2 separate regions of the Homo sapiens genome follow, and region 2 is linked to region 1. Evidence: read pairs that join two places in POLR2A ChIA-PET (ENCODE). Cell type or tissue: IMR-90. All regions are shown on one strand. Each heading gives the region's core, and the rest is flanking DNA. Links, peaks and the distances in the headings are about the cores only.

Region 1 (2,917 bases), core at 203-2,702:
CCTGCATTCATTCTTCCTGCTGCCCTGTGAAGAGGTGCCTTCCACCATGATTGTGAGTTTCTGGAGGCTTCTGCAGCCTTGCGGAACTGTGAGTCAATCCTTTTTATTATAAATTACCCCGTCTCAGGCAGTTCTTTATAGCAGTGTGGGGATGGACTAATACTCGCTGGGTTAGCTGGGGTAGGTAAAGCCACAGCTGTGGCAGCAACCAGCTAGTGGGTGTCCCTTGATGGAGGCTTTGCAGGCTGCAGCAGAAGGGACCCTTCAGATAAACCTCCAGTCAGGAAAGGAAAAGGCCCAAATAAACAGTATTTAGATTTTTTTTTAAAGGACATAACTACCAATAGAGATTTAAAATAATCATAAGAATACCATTAACTTTATGATAAAAATTTTGTAAGTGGAGAAGAAATGGATATATTTCTAGGAAAACAGTAGAAGATCCATCTAAGATTTTGACAATTTAAATCAACCACTAAGGAAGTGGAATCAGTAATCACAAGTCCACCTCGCCAAAAGACAATTTTTGAAAGATGAATGTTACCAAAACATCAAGAAACTGATAATTCCTGTCTTATAGAAACTTTGAAATGAGAGAAAGCTACCCAACCCATTTCAGAAAGTTAGTAAAATCTCAAAGCTACACTTGAGCAAAGACTGTGAAATATTAATAGACCAATCTTGTTTATGAACATAGATGGAAAAATTGCTGATGAAATATTGGCACATTGAATGTAGCAGTGCATAAAATATTGTATCATGAGCAAAAGGAGAATCTTTCCCAGGAACAGGAGGATGTTTTAATAAAAATATGTAATTTACCTCTCTACAGATTAAAGGAGAAAAACTATATGATCACATCAACAGAAACAGGAAATTCAGTTTCTTTGGGGGATAGTTGTAATTAAAAGTGCTTAACTCACTTATATAAGCCATTAGTGGATGTTACAATAAACCTCGTATAGTGTCAGATGTAAGACAGACATACTGGAATTGTCTATGAGGTTGGATCCATGGGCCTGCCATGGAAAATTTGTTGAGTAATACGTCCAAGGCGTCACCATTTGCCAGGCGTTGCAAGTATCACCATTTGCAAGGTGTTAACAAAAAGTTACCTGCCTATGGATTCTCCTTTCTAACTCTGACCTAATATTTTGGAGCATAGAGGAAAGAAACATCTTATGTTTCTGTGTTTGGGTAAACATTAGACTTATAAAAGGGCCTAGGGTTTTTTTGTTTGGTAAACCATTGCCTTTCCTGCTTTGGTGTGGCAAATCTTCCTTTGGAGAAAAAGGTCCCTTTAATCTTAAAACCAACTCTCAGTGACCAACAAAAGCAACAAATAGGAACAACCACCCATTAAGAACCATCAGGTGATGCCTCATTTGCTGTGGTGCACAGCTGAACTTGATTGTTACTCTTGGATCAGGGTTGGCTTGATAAGGACTCACTTAACCAATGGAAAGTAAGGTTAAATCTTTGTAAGCAATGCTCCTGATGCGAATCACCTGGAGATCTTGAGCAAATGCAGACTGGTTCAGCAGATCTGGAGTGGGGCCTGAGATTCTGCATTTCTAACAAGTTTCCTGGTGATATTAATGCTGCTGGTCTGTGAGCCATACTTTGAGTAGCAAAGGACTAAAGGTTGTGAGATAAACTGCTTTTAGCAGCCCAAAGGGCCAGCTGGAAAGACGAGACCAGTTACAGAGCAAATGGCAAGACAGATCTGGTAATCTGATTCTTAGAGTACTTAAAAAAGATAAGAAGGATCTATTCCTGATATACAGGGTACTTGGTGGATGTGTCCATGACCTCGAGATCGAAAACCCATTAGTTAATCTTTGTGACATCTGAATTTTAAGGATCTTACCCAGTGAACATATAACTAGTGGAAATCCTGATAATTGGCTAATGCAAGGAAGTGATACCCATGTGTAATGCTTATCTTTGTATCCATTTCATGGGGAAGGTCATGGAAGACGACAGCAAACTTGAGTGGTTAATGAGAGCTTCACTAATGTTGTCTGCTGCAGGCAATAAGTGAAGTCTCTGGCAGTGGGAAGCATGGACCCAAGACCGAAAGCTCTGGCACTTTATAGCAGTGGTGGGGGGTAGATAGGACTTAGTGTGGCCCCTTAAAGAGCAAGGTCCAAGTGATTTTCTCTGGTGAATGTCGATGTGGATCTAGTCTCCAGGGTTAGATCCAGGCAGGTAACATCAAAGTCAGTTGATAAGACCTCTTATGCCTGTGAATGGAAGGCCCTGATAAAACTTCATTATTAATGTTCTGCATTAATTTAGCGGATGACTATAGTCATTTCACATAATCTAATACATGAATGTCCTGTATGGGTGACTGCTGAGGGTTTAACAAAGGAGAGTCCATTTATATTTGGCTGGTAAGATCGATGCTTCTGTCACTACTGATGGGCAAGGATATTAACATCAATATCTAAAAAAATTCTGAGATTTGGATTGTGATGTGTTAAATTTCTAGACCAATTTGAGGAGAATTTAACAATAGCTTTTCAATTTATGAACATGGCGTATATCTTTTTTGGCGGGGGGTGAGGACAGAGTCTTGCTCTGAGATTACCCAGGCTGGAGTTTAGTAGCATGATCTTGGCTCACTGCAACCTCTGCCTCCTGAGTTGAAGCAATTCTCCTGCCTCAGCCTCCCCAGTAGCTGGGATTACAGGCGAGCGCCATCATGCCTGACTAATTTTCGTATTTTTAGCAGAGACAGGGTGTCGCCACCTCAAGGGATCCACCTGCCTTGGCCTCCCAAAGTGCTGGGATTTATAAGCGTGAGTCACCGTACCTGGCCAGACATAGCATATATCTTCCTTTACATAGATTGCCTTTGATTTCTTTCATTGTTACTTTGTAGTTTTCAGCTTACAGATTCCGCGCATAT
Region 2 (2,917 bases), core at 127-2,626, 390 kb before region 1:
TAAATGGGGTTATTAGAAAGCCTGCAGTTGTCAGGAGCTATAGTGACTTGGGGCTCTGCTAGTCGCCATTAATACACCTTTTTTGGTAAACAGAGTATTTTTACAAATAGAGTTCTCTGAGAGGGACTTGTTGGTGGGGGAATTCTGTGAGTTCCATCCATTTCATCATAACTCAAGGGGTGAAAGTTGAGACAAACATATAACAGCCGTGTACTCAGCTGGCAGCTGCTTACACGGGTCATCATTACATCATTAATGGGTCATCATTACAGCCCCCTTGCTGAGCTTCCTATCTTGGTAGGTTAATGGCTGACGGGTGTGTGGCCTTGTGCCCTGAAAGTGAGCTTTGATCCATTTTTACAGCAATGTATTTCTACCCTGGAAAGTTCCGTAGCTCTCCAGTTCCACACTAGCAGGAAGGACTCCGATTGCTGAAGACAGGTGGGGACTCTTGACTTAGAGCCAGATATCCTTCTCCACTCCTATCCCTCTCCTGTTCCCTAATTGGGAATTTCCTGGGGGTTTATCTTGGTAGGTTAGTGTCACAGGTGACATCTTGTATGAGGACAAATTAGTATAGGAGGGAGAAGTATATATCTTTCACAGTATATGCACTGTAGCAATGGCCTCCTTAAGATATAGCTATACGTCTTTATGTAATTTTCTTTCCAGGGGCAATACCCACCTCCCTCACTGACACTGTCAATGGCATCTCCAGTTAGTTATTCCCCACTCCACGTCACAGCAGTGAGGATGGGCTCCTCTGCCATCTGTTTTCTTCACCAGGTACATGGGAGAAGCAATGCAGGTGATCCCAGTGCTGTCCTTCAGTGGAGCTCATGAAGGGGCTGACAGATGAATTCTAGATCCACCAGGAGGGATTTTGGTTAAAAGGAGGGCTGCATTATCAGTCAGAGTTGTTAGTCCTGAGGAGGCTGTGGGCTTCTTTTTCTTTAGACCTTGACAAATAAAATAGCTTATTATTAGATAGGAATGCATACTCCCCTCTGAGAGCTGGAAGAAGGCTTGAAGGACCTCTTTGGGGACACTGCTCCCCTGTGGCTATTTTTGTTTTTGTTTTTGACTTAAGGGAGCCAACGTTCAGCAAAGGCTGAGGTAGCAGAAGAATCTATTTATGGCACGTATGTTGTGAAAAACACAATCAGGGCAGAAGCAGATTTTCTCCTCTGGAATAGCAGTTTTCAAGGCTGTAAATTGTGAAACAGCCTAAAGAAGGAAGTGGCCTCAGTTTGATTCATATCTAAACCCTCTTTCCGTGCTTATAAAAGATGATGAGCCTAGGGTCAGAGCAAAGGATGGCTTTTGCCTTGATGACACAATTGTCAAATATTTTGTACAGGTTGCAGGACATGCTTGGTGCAGCTTTCAAAGGTTCCTGACCCGCTGAATTCCATTCCTCACTCTTGCTAAACAGTCCCAGAGAAAGCACAGGATATGAAAATCGTAGGCTAGAGGGAGGCAAGCACTGCTGAGCAGTGGATAGAGCCAGAGCCAAACGAGAGGATTTTTCTGTACTGCCTGAGTAAACTATTTTTCTTTATGAAACTTTGAGATTATTCCAGCCCTTATCTTTCTGATGAATTTTTATTAGCTCTTGCTTCAAAGTTTTAAATTTGTTTTTACACTCTAAAATGAAATGTTGTGAAAAACCCAGGAGAACAATGAGCAGAAGCCCGTGTGCTTCCTGGCCATTCTCTGTCTGCGCCATGCTGTTGGATGGTATATTACACATTGAGATGAACTGCTGTATGGGAAAGGCCACCTCATCAGTGGCGTGGAAAGAGCTCAGGGAGGTTTGAAATCATCTGAGCCTGGGGTAGTCAGGTCTGGGCAGGAGGGATTTGAGCTGGGCTTTAATAGGGCGTCTCTGGTCCAGAGGAAGTGAACAAGGAAGGCCTTTGAAGAAATGGGGATGTTTTAAGTGAAAGCACAGAGGTGGGAAAGCAAAGGGTTGACTTAGGCAGTAATGAATGGCAAAGAACAGTGGAGGATGAGGCTGGAATAGTAAATTGGACCAGGTAGACGGTCTCAAAGGCCAAGAGTTTGGTCTTTAGCACACAGGTAGGGAAAGCTAATGAGAGGTTTCTGAATAGGGGATTGCCTCCACGGTGCTCAGACATTTCATGTTGAGGTAGATAGTCTCTGAAGTTCCTTCCTTCCCTAGATACCCTGGTTGTCTTTTTCCTCAAGAGGTGGAGTCTATTTCCCTTCTCATCTGGGTTGGCCTTTGTGACTTTCTTTACTGTTGCAGAAATGACATTCTAGAACTTCTTTTTTTTTTTTTTTGAGATGGGAGTTTTGCTCTGTCACCCAGGCTGGAGTGCAGTGGTGCAATCTTGGCTCACTGCAACTTCTGCCTCGTGGGCTCAAGCAATTTTCATTGCTCAGCCTCCCAAGTAGCTGGGATTACAGGCTTGTGCCACCATGCCGGGCTAATTTTTGCATTTTTAGTAGAGACGGCATTTTGCCATGTTGGCCAGGCTGGTCTCAAACTCCTGGCTTCAAGTGATCCGCCTACCTCAGCCTCCCAAAGTGCTGGGATTACAGGCATGAGCCACCACACCTGGCCTATATTCTAGGACTTCTAAGACTAGGTCATAAGAACCCTTGCTGCTCCCTCCTAGGTCCCTCTGAATGCTCAATCTGGGGATGCTCCCTCTTGGAACCCAGCCACCCTGGGAGAAGCCCAAGACATATGGAGAGGACATGTGTTTATGCTCCGGTTAACAGCTTCATCTGAGCTCCTCCGCCATCCCAGAGCAGAGTGAAGGACAGAAACTGGATCCTTGATTATATACTCAAGTCACTAAATAAAATCTGACCCTGACTTCCAGTTACAGGAGCCAGTGGATCAGTTTTATTGTTTCCAGCCAGTTTGGGTTTATTTTTCTGTTTC

What was found. ChIA-PET counts read pairs that join two places held together with the same protein. Peaks named below come from ENCODE experiments on the same cell type or tissue, not always from the same donor. Only the 100,000 strongest peaks of a DNase experiment are listed, where the experiment ranks them.
Region 2: POLR2A ChIA-PET joins it to region 1 with 5 read pairs; 2 of 35 experiments call an interaction of 5 or more read pairs at or near these places.

What each region holds. Positions count from the first base shown.
Region 1 is chr2:172,601,527-172,604,443 of GRCh38, forward strand. It overlaps PDK1 (pyruvate dehydrogenase kinase 1), which reads left to right. Exons shown (of 11, transcript NM_002610.5): 11 at 1-2,917. Among named protein-coding and RNA genes, the nearest start is that of PDK1-AS1, 47 kb to the left of the region's middle. In IMR-90, for the core only: no CTCF peak of the experiment used is centred there; no DNase peak of the experiment used is centred there.
Region 2 is chr2:172,207,783-172,210,699 of GRCh38, forward strand. No RefSeq gene overlaps it. Among named protein-coding and RNA genes, the nearest start is that of DLX2-DT, 110 kb to the left of the region's middle. In IMR-90, for the core only: no CTCF peak of the experiment used is centred there; DNase peaks (open chromatin) are centred at 209 and 1,409; H3K27ac peaks cover 206 bases.